Regions from separate parts of the Homo sapiens genome. Here region 2 is linked to region 1. Evidence: read pairs that join two places in POLR2A ChIA-PET (ENCODE). Cell type or tissue: MCF 10A. All regions are shown on one strand. Each heading gives the region's core, and the rest is flanking DNA. Links, peaks and the distances in the headings are about the cores only. Region 1 overlaps ANKRD13A (ankyrin repeat domain 13A). Region 2 overlaps PPTC7 (protein phosphatase targeting COQ7).

What was found. ChIA-PET counts read pairs that join two places held together with the same protein. Peaks named below come from ENCODE experiments on the same cell type or tissue, not always from the same donor. Only the 100,000 strongest peaks of a DNase experiment are listed, where the experiment ranks them.
Region 2: POLR2A ChIA-PET joins it to region 1 with 5 read pairs; 1 of 35 experiments calls an interaction of 5 or more read pairs at or near these places.

Annotation. Positions count from the first base shown.
Region 1 is chr12:110,022,358-110,027,739 of GRCh38, forward strand. ANKRD13A (ankyrin repeat domain 13A) reads left to right here. Exons shown (of 15, transcript NM_033121.2): 7 at 1,689-1,755; 8 at 3,385-3,466; 9 at 5,348-5,382. Among named protein-coding and RNA genes, the nearest start is that of C12orf76, 23 kb to the right of the region's middle. RefSeq lists enhancers at 414-914, 2,577-2,646. In MCF 10A, for the core only: no CTCF peak of the experiment used is centred there; a DNase peak (open chromatin) is centred at 2,694.
Region 2 is chr12:110,575,708-110,581,089 of GRCh38, forward strand. The region is part of intron 1 of PPTC7 (protein phosphatase targeting COQ7); the gene reads right to left. Among named protein-coding and RNA genes, the nearest start is that of PPTC7, 4.9 kb to the right of the region's middle. RefSeq lists an enhancer at 3,947-4,196. In MCF 10A, for the core only: no CTCF peak of the experiment used is centred there; DNase peaks (open chromatin) are centred at 2,214 and 2,714.

The sequences.
Region 1 (5,382 bases), core at 254-5,253:
AGAATGGCGTGAACCCAGGAGGCGGAGCTTTCGGTGAGCTGAGATTGCACCACTGCACTCCAGCCTGGGTGACAGTGTAAGAGTCCATCTCAAAAAAAAAAAAAAAAAGAGTGCAAATGCTTAGGGCAGTAGAGGCAGGATTGCCGAAGGAGCAGAGGTAGCCCGGTGAGGAGCTTGGTGGTTCCTTGGGAGAAAAGCATAGCGCCGTCTTCCCAGCGTGCATGAAGGGTGAGGTGGAGCAGACGTAATCATCTTTCCATCCATCAGAAGAGTCTGTGCCAGAAAACAGTGACTTCCTGTGGCAAGACATCAAGTGACTTAAGCAAACAAGGAACTGAGGATTGAAGGAAAAAGGCTATCTCGATTTTCTGGTATTAATGATAAAAGGGGATTGTAGCTTATTAATCAGTTGAGTCTGGTTCCTTACCTTCTGCCCCTGTGACTGTTATCTTGTTTCTGAAGTGTCAGTTGGAGATAGCATTTGGTATAATACTTTTAGGATTCCTCTGTTTCCATCCACGGGTTGTGCTGTCCTAATTGTAGACAACTAGTAGGAAAATGGGAGCTCTGATCCCTCCTGTTCTGATGGGCTAAAATAGACACATAAACTCATTATACCATCTGGACTAATTTCATTGACCAAATCCCATTAGAAGAAAAGCAAACTATTTGGAAACAAAATGCTAATAACCGCATATGTTCTTTGTAACGTGGCTAACCTGCTGCTGTTCCCTGAGCTTCCTGCATGACATCCCAACCACTCAGTGGTCAGAGCAGAAGTCAGGCTGTTGCCGTAGCCAGGGCCAAGAGGAGCTGGGATGTGATGTCCTAGACAAAGGGTAGGGCTGGTCAGGGATCCCCTGTGAGAGGGAGCGTTTCCCAGGGCAAGCTGCTTTGAAAAAGAATCAGAGCCTCCTGGCTGCTTTTGGTTCCTAAATACATTTTTTTTCAGGAGTATGTTGAGTTGAATAACTGAGATTTTGGGCATATTACCAATGCTGCATCTGCCACTGGAATGCTGGGCTACTTTAAAAGGAGTTCCACAGAGATGGAATTAACAGCTGGGCTAAAAAAATCTGTTTTTCACATCCTTTGCCCTGCTGCACCAAACCTGCCCAAACATGTGACTCAGCTATTTTGCAGACCTAATGGCATCTCCAAGCAGCTCACCACAGTGATGAGTTCCTGGCCCACCTGCTCTTTTGTAAGGAGCAGGATGGTCTGTGCCTCATTGTTCTAAGAATTCCTCGAGTGAGATGTGGCTACTTGTGGAGATCCCACCATTGACATGCATGTCCCCAGTTAAGATGACCCAGATAAATGCTCTGACCTGGTTACCACCTTGTGGCAAGCCCTTGGATGCTGGTCATCTTCAGTCACTTCTTTGGGACTGCTGTCCAATAAATGTCACCACCTTTGTCCTCAATGCTGGCAGTTTTGTAAAGAAGCCAAGATTGGAGGCTTTCTATGCCTGGGGTGAGGCAAATTGATTAATAACTGTGGGAGGAGGGTGGAGGGTGCATAAGCCATCTGTCATTGCTAACCGCCTCCTGTGGACAATAGGACCATGATTTCCAAGTGTCCTTCACTAACTTAAGCTGGGGGGGAAAAAAACTATAAAGGCTACAGATATAAATCTGAATGGCATATTGTACATGTAGAAATTTGTGGTGTTCACTTTTTATCAGAACTAAATCCGGATTCTGGGGCTGGAGGACAGATAAAGCAGAAGTTGTTAATGGTTACGAAGCAAAGGTAAAAGGAAACTCTTAAAATAAGATTTAATATAGCTATTTAGCTTCTATGCAAATGAGGAATCTGTTCCCATTTTTTTCATGCATCTGTGCCATGGAGATGCTCTGGGGAATGAGAACTGTCTAATGTGTCTCTCACTTGGATGTTTGATTTTGTCTTATTTGACTTTCAGAAAATGGGATAGCATGCCCTGAGGAGGTCTGTAGCTATGCTAAAGAGAAACAATATGGTAGAGAAATGAGTACAGGTACCAGTTGTTCTGGTAGGAATGACAAGCTAGTCATTCCCTTAATTATTTAAAAAAAAAAAAGGAAGAGGAAGGATTAGACTTCACATGTGTTCAAATGTTGTGTAGTAGCTTTTGAGTCTCTTTTTTGTTAAATCAGCTTAATTGTAATCAGCAGGCGCACAGCCCATTTGCATGACATCAGTGCATTTAAAACATAGTTGTAATAGTGGAGACGATTGTTGATCCAGTCATCTGGCATTTTGTCAGCTGGAAAGCTGTTTCCTGGCCTTTCAGTCCCTCAGTACAACAGGGATTGATGGCTTTTGGTGTTGGAGCCCAGTGCTGCAGGGTCCTCTGGTGGCCTCTGAGTGAGCAAAGAAAGGCTTACGTCATGCTCAGCAAGATACATTTAGAAGCACTTGTCATAGTGCTGAGTGTGTTTTCTGCAGCTTTGAATGTTGGGGCTCCTCACGTGGCATATAGAGAGAATTCTTTGTTAACTGTTATGTTTGATTTTCTAGACCACCATATTCCCCAGTTATCCTTGATAACAGAGCATTTGCTCTGGCAGTTACAATAATTTTTGTCAGTGCACAGAATGCCTTTTAAATAGTGACTTGCTGGTTTTCTCTACAGCTCATAAGTCTATAGAGAACCTTGTGTTCATACCTTTCTCTTCTGCCCAGCAGATGGCTGTCTGAGTCATACTAGTATTACAAGACTACCAGCGGAGGCTGGGTGCAGTGGCTCACGCCTGTAATCCCAGCACTTTGGGAGGCCCAAGTAGGCAGATCACTTGAGGCCAGGATTTTGAGACCAGCCTGGCCAACATGGTGAAACCCCGTCTCTACTAAAAATACGAAAATTAACCAGTCATAGTAGCACATGCCTGTAATCCCAGCTACTCTGGAGGCTGAGGCACGAGAATCGCTTGAACCCAGGAGGCGGAGGCTGCAGTGAGCAGAGATCACGCCACTGCACTCCAGCCTGGGCAACAGAGGGAGACTCTGTCTCAAAAAAAAAAAAAAAAAAAATTACCAACAGAAGTACAGGATCCTGGTTTGGGTACCTTAGTTTAATAGAAACCCAGGTGGAAACCTAGATTGCAGGGCATTTGTTTGAGACTATTTAGCCACAGCAGGGCAAGCAGGAAGATGCAGCCTGTCACTGCTAACTCCTTAGTATTAAAACTGTCAAACATGGGAGGTAACTGCTGATGCATTTTTCAGTTGATAGTTTATATACTTTCTCTGAAGGATCCTAATGATAGTTAACCATTTCTCATTTTTATTTTGCTGGATTGTTTTCTGTTTTTTGCTTCAGCATTCTTGCTTTTGCTGTGCTTACTTTTGGAGTTTTGATTCCCTGTGTCACTGTTTTCTTTCGCATACACCTCTCAGGTTTACACAGTAAACAATGTGAATGTGATCACCAAAATACGCACAGAACATCTGACCGAGGAGGAAAAAAAGAGATATAAAGGTAATCACCACCACCCTCCCACCTCCTGTTTTGTTGTTATTTTTTAAGCCTAGAGGGAACTCTTTGTTGGCTCTGTTAAGTTTAGGGTTAATGTGATTGGGTTGTGTTAAGCCTAACCCTAACTTCTTCTCTCTCTCTCTCTTTTTTTTTTTTTTTGAGGCAAAGTCTCGCCCTGTCACCCAGGCTGGAGTGCAGTGGCACGACCTTGGCTCACTGCAACCTCTGCCTCCTGGGTTCAAGTGATTCTCCTGCCTCAGCCTCCTGAGTAGCTGGGATTACAAGCACCCACCACCACGCCCGGCTAATTTTTTGTATTTTCAGTAGAGACGGGGTTTCACCATGTTGGCCAGGCTGGTCTCGAACTCCTGACATCAGGTGATCCTCACCCACCTCGGCCTCCGAAAGTGCTGAGATTACAGGCGTGAGCCACCGTGCCTGGCCCCTAACTTCTTTTTTATAAAAATTTCTGGCCAGGCACGGTGGCTCATGCTTGTAATCCCAACACTTTGGGAGGCCAATGTGGGCGAGTCACCTGAGGTCGGGAATTCAAGACCAGCCTGACCAACATGGAGAAACCCCATCTGTGCTAAAAAAAAATACAAAATTAGCTGGGTGTGGTGGCCCATGGCTGTAATCCCAGCTACTCAGGAGGCTGAGGCAGGAGAATCACTTGAACCTGGCAGGCGGAGGTTTTGGTGAGCTGAGATCGTGCCATTGCACTCCAGCCTGGACAACAAGAGTGAAACTCCATCTCAAAAAAAAAAAAAAAATTTCCTGGCTGAGCACGGTGGCTCACACCTGTAATCCCAACACTTTGGGAGGCCAAGGTGGGCAGATCACTTGAGGCCAGGAGTTTGAGACCAGCCTGGCCAATATGGTGAAACCCTATCTTTACTAAAAATACAAAAATTAACCAGGCGTGGTGGCGCACTCCTGTAGTCTCAGCTACTGGGGAGGCTGAGGCAGGAGAATCGCTTGAACCCCAGAGGTGGAGGTTGCTGTGAGCCAAGATTGTCCCACTGCACTCCAGCCTGGGTGACAGAGCTAGACTCTGTCTCAAAAAAAAGAAAAAGGAAAGAAAATTTCCTTAGTCTGACTCATTCTTGGAGGTGTTTCCCCATAGTTGGCCTCAGCTGTAATTAAAGCTATTCGTGAGGGCTTGTTTATGTGTTATCAAGAACAATTGTTGAATTCAGCCAAAAAAGGAGATAAGGACATTTGAGAATATTTATCATTGGAATGAGTGATTTAGTCCAAACTATTGTGATGAAAGATTTAGACAGAACTTGGGGTCCAAGCAAAAACATTGCATGTGGTTGCCACATCCCAGCCCCATCCCAGCCCCACCAGTTCTATGGCCTTGTGAAATTACTTCTGCTCTGTGCCTTAGTTCCTCAGCAGTGAAATGCAGGTGATACCCAACCTTCCTTAGAGTTATTGAGAGGATTAGATGAGTTACGACGTGGAAGCCTTTAGAATGGCGCCTGCAGTATGTGGTAAGCATGCAGTAATTGTTCACCAGCACCACCACCACCATTGCCATTACTCCACTTTGACAGATGAGGGAACTGAGGCCCAGAACACATGGGTAGCGAGTGGCCAAGGTGGGGTTGGAATCCAGGTCTGGCTCACTCCAAAATCCAGACTCTTCCCATTATTCTGCTTTAATTCTTACAACTGTTTATCTAGTTTAGAGATCCTCATGAAAAGCACCCTATAAAGGATAAATTAGTTTATGGTTATTGTGAATGATTTGATCAGCCAGTCTGTAATTGCATTTCCTAATGAGGTAGCTTGGACCAGAAACTTTAATGAAGATCTTTTTTTTATAGCCACAAGTGAGATATAATATTAGACTTTAAACTCCCTACCCCTCTGTAGCAGACAGGAACCCGCTGGAATCTTTGCTGGGAACT
Region 2 (5,382 bases), core at 190-5,189, 550 kb after region 1:
TCTAAAATTCAATTACTTGCACTACAAAAGGATTCAACCAGAATCCTTTACAGAGACTGTTAACAAATCAAGAGATAAACTGTAAGTTAGGAAAATTTTAAACTAAGCTAGAAAATCTCAAAAGATTTGTGAACAAAGGAAAAGTAGCTCTGAAGCTATAACAAATGAAGAAATGACTTCAAAAATAAAGGTACCTTAATAAGTAACTTATAAAACTGCAACACACCTATATAGCAAAATGAGAAAAATACCAAGGAACAGAAGTTTAAAAAGCAAACAGCAAACCTCCTCTATCCATCAACCCTGTAATCTTATGTATTACAGAATGAAAGACCACTCAGAATAGTCAGAAAGCCACTAGTCAATGGCTTCCTAAACCCTGCTATTTCATTAGTCCTAGATGGCTCTTTTACTAAATCCACTCACACTTCCTTATTAATATTCCACAATTTTCTCTTGGAAGCACACAGCTCATTATGAAATCAGGCATATTTAAAGTACTGATTGATCTCAGAATTTATATATTTGATTGCTGCAATTTTTAAAGTATTTTCCCTTATATAAAATAATTATATGTATATTAATATTATATAGCTACATAAAAAAACAGCTATATTCCTCACAAAGTTAAACAGGGTTACAATATGACCCAGCAATTCTACTCCTAGGTATATATCCCCTCAAATTAAAAACATGTCCATACAAAAGCTTGCACACAAATGTGCACAGCACTATTCACAATAGCCAAAAGTAGAAACAACTCGATGGCCATCAACAGATGAATGGATCAACAAAATGTGGTATATAAATATAATGGAACATTATTCAGTCATAAAAAGGGAGGAAGTACTGACACATGCTCCAACATGGATGAACTCTGAAAACATGCTAAGGGAAAACATGCTAAGGAAAAGGCCACATATTACACGATCCATTTGTATGAAATGTCTCAAACACAAATCCACAGACAGAATCTGCTTTCTGTTGCCAGGGAGATGGGGAGTGACTGCTAATGGATAGGGGGTTTCTTGGGGGGTGATGAAAAACATTCTGGAACTAGATAGTGGCAGTGGCTGTACAACTTTGTGAATGTAAAAACTACTGAACTGTACACTTTAAAAGGATACATGCTATGGAATGTGAATTATACATATCAGTTTTTAAAAATTCACTCAAGGGGCTGGGCACGTGGTTCACGCCTGTAATCCCAGCACTTTGGGAGGCCAAGGCAGGTGGATCACCTGAGGTCAGGAGTTCGAGACTAGCCTGGCCAACATGGTGAAACCCCGTCTCTACTAAAAATATAAAAATTGGCCAGGTGTAATGGTGGGTGCCTGTAATCCCAGCTACTTGGGAGGCTGAGGCAGAAGAACTGTTTGAACCCAGGAGGCAGAGGTTGCAGTGAGCCAAGATCGCGCCACTGCTCTCCAGCCTGGGCACAAGGGCGAGACTCTGTCTCAAAAAAAAAAAAAAAAAAAAAATTCACTCAGGGTCATATTTGCTATCAACAGGTAGATGATGCTGGAATCTGACTTTAAGAAAATTATGGCATGTCCTGCACATGTATCCTGGAATTTAAAAAAAGTAAAATTAAAAAAAAAAAGAAAAAAAAATTATGGTAATATAATGAGAGTGGTGTCCTGACATGGCTTGAAATCTAGCTGAGGAAAATTCCAACAAGGACTTCTTGAAAGACTGAAGTCAGTGGGTGCACACACACACTCTGAAGGTGACTACTTTTTTAAAAGGACAACTCACTTTCAGAATAGAGGTTCTATAAGTACATTAAAATGATCATGACTGTTTGAAAACACCAAATTCTACCTCATCCATTCACTTCCTAAATATAATTTAGATCTTAATTTTGTTCATATGATCTTTACACCTCAAGACAACTACTTTTAAGACTGACATTACTCACAAAAACACTTCAAAATCCTGACCACGATCAAAATCAGATCCAAAGGCTGGGATATGAAATTATTTTAATTTCACTTTTAGGTTTCAAGTTTAAGCTTAAATAAACATCCCACAGTTTCATAATAAATACTTTACAACTCAATATTCAGAGGTCAAAATTTATATGGCACAGACCAGGCTGCCATTTTTAAAATAAGTGGTTTCTCTAAACTGTGGTTTAGCATGCAGAGGAGTTTTTGTTGCACATCAGTTATGAGTCAGAGTGAATAAAGAAGTTATAAACACACACACACACACACCCAGGAAAAGCATTCGAAGCACAAAAGTATCAGGAGACTGACTGGTTTTTAATTCACATATATCATCAAGAAAACTTGACCAGTGGTCTAACGGGGACAGGACTGGGAAAGGGAGTCTCAGATGAGAGACTGAGATAGGTGTCAGCCTCAGTTCCACCAATAACTAGTAGAGTAACCTTGGGGAAGTCATCTGACTCTCTGGAGGCCTGTTTTCTCATCAGTGAGGTGAAAAAAACTAGACTCCAAGGTTTCTAAGTGTTACAATTCTCAACAGTCTTTGATTCTATTGTTAAGTAGCATAAGGCTGTGGGAAGCCCAGGTATTACAACATGCAGTTCTCATATTTTTGTGCACCTAGGAAGCCATGCCACGTAGAGTAATAAGAGAACTCAGAATTAGCCACAGGGAAGAAGGAACAAGAAAAGTGTACACGGCTCCCGCTAGTACTGGTTTACTCCTGTTGGACCTAGTAAAGAGAAAGCACCTTTGACAATTTTCTAGAGAATGATAGGAGTGGTTCCTATGTCTCACCACACCCAACATAGTCAGTTTTTCCGAAACGAAATACAGTGGGGACTATACAAAATGTTGTGAAGCACCAAGCACTATTAGTCACTGCATGACTAATAGGACAGATCAATTTTAAATTAAAGAAACAAAAGAGATTTCTCTTTCTCATATAAAAAGAAAGAAACAGCTTTCATTCCAGTCAAGGAGTCCTAGATGACCACAGTGAATAATCTGTTACACGGATACTCAGTAATAAATATGGTGTCAATTCAAAGAAAATTAATTATCTACAGAACCAAAAGGTTCAAAAGCACTTAAGTTCAACGTAACGTTATTACTCAACATAGCCTTTTAATGTAATTCAGGTTGTAACTCCAACCTCTAGAGTTGACAGCAGTATTAAAGAGTCATTCAAAGTCATCACCTTAGCCAGACACTGTGGCTCACACCTGTAATCCTAGCACTTTGGGAGGCTGAGGCAGGTGGATGACATGAGGTCAGGAGTTCGACACCAGCCTAGGCAACGTGGCGAAACCTCATCTCTACTAAAAAAATACAAACAATTAGCCGGGTGAGGTGGCACATGCCTGTAGTCCCAGCTACTCGGAAGGCTGAGGCACAAGAATCGCTTGAAGCTGGGAGGCAGAGGTTGCAGCGAGCCAAAATCGTGCCACTGCACTCCAGCCTGGGTGGCAGAGCAAGACTCTATCTCAAAAAAAAAAAAAAGTCATCACCTTTTACGGTATCAACTAAATAGAAGTCACCATCATATGAACTGGTTCAGGACAGCCAAGGATCAAATGAGGCCAACTCATGAAGTTATTTCAGGTGGCTTCCAAGACTGCCGTCCGGAAGAGCTCCTCCACAACAGGACAGTCCTGGAGAACCTGTCCTTCACTGCCCCTATCCCCCACCATTTGCATATGTGCATGCTTGATCTTTGTCAAACATGGCTAACAACCACCTTTTGGTCACATCAGCTACCAGTATCTGACTGTGTCTGCTGGCATTCCCTTCAAGGGTACAGAGCTGGGGTTCTTGATCTGATTCCTATGCATGGACCTCCAGGTGGTATCAGAGGAGTCATGGAGTCAGCAAAGTTCCTAAGAGCCCATGCAAAATTTTATCTCTGTGCACAGGGTCCTGATCCTCAGGGGTTGTGAATCAAGGAAAGCTAAAAACCACTGGTTTAGTGCTACATACAAAACAGGAATCTACTGAAGGTGCCCGTGACACCTGTCATTTGAGGTGCAGAACAAAGGGTGCCATCTATTCAAAGCAAAAGTAAAATATGGGCTGGGCGCGGTGGTTCATGCCTGTAATCCCAGCAGTTTGGGAGGCCGAGGCTGGTGGATCACCTGGGGTTAGGAGTTCGAGTACAGCCTGGCCAACATGATGAAACCCCGTTTGTACTAAAAATACAAAAATTAGCCGGGCGTGATGGCGCGCGCCTGTAATCCCAGCTACTCAGGTGGCTGAGGCAGGGGAATCACTTAAACCCGGGAGGCGGAGGTTGCAGTGAGCCGAGATGGCGCCATTGCACTCCAGCCTGGGCAACAAGAGCGAAACTCCATACCCGCACCCCCCACCCACCAAAAAAAAAAAAGAAAAGAACAAAAGAAAATGTGATATGATGGTCAGAAGCTGTAGTCACTAAGGGTCAGATCGTCCATTCCCTTTATCCCCTAGTCCAGATAAACCAAAGGAGACTCAAGAGAGACTCTGCCCAAGACCACAAATCACAGAGCTACTAAGTGGCAAAGCTGAGCATCAAAGTTCACTGGATTTCCACCAGGATGTCAGGGCATGAAATTATGTTTATACTTTTTTAGAATGGGTTTGACCAAAATCCCCCCAATTCTTGTAAATATCCCACTCCATTAAGAAGGTAGCCTTCCAAAATTTTATTGTATTTTTTTTGAGACGGAGTCTTGCTCTGTTACCCAGGCTGGAGTGCAGTGGTGTGATCTCGGCTCACCGCAACCTCCATCTCCCAGGTTCAAGCAATTCTCCTGCCTCAGCCTCGCTAGTAGCTGGGACTACAGGCGTGTGCCACCACACCTGCCTAATTTTTGTATTTTTTAGTAGAGACGGGGTTTTGCCATGTTGGCCAGGCTGGTCTCGAACTCCTAACCTCAGGTGATCCGCCCACCTCCGCCTCCCAAAGTGCTGGGATTACAGGCGTGAGCCACCACGCCCGGTCTAGCCTTCCAAAATTTTAAAATCAAGCTTCCATATAGAATTTGATACATTTAAATACTCCCCAAATCATCAATCAAGTCACGGATCTTTCACAAAAGTCGCATACAGATTTTTTATTTTATTTTTTTTTTGAGACGGAGTCTCGCACTGTCGCCCAGTCTGGAGTGCAGTGGCACGATCTTGGCTCACTGAAGCCTCCACCTCCCTGGTTCAAGAGATTCTCCTGCCTCAGCCTGTTGAGTAGCTGGGACTATAGGCATGCGCCATCACGCCCGGCTAATTTTTGTATTTTTAGTAAAGACTGGGTTTCACCATATTGGTCAGTCTGGTCTTGAACTCTTGACCTCATGATCCACCCGCCTCAGCCTCCCAAAGTGCTGGGATTATAGGAGTGAGCCACCACGCGCAGCCCAGCATACAGATTTATGAGGTGAACCTTAGAGGCTCATTA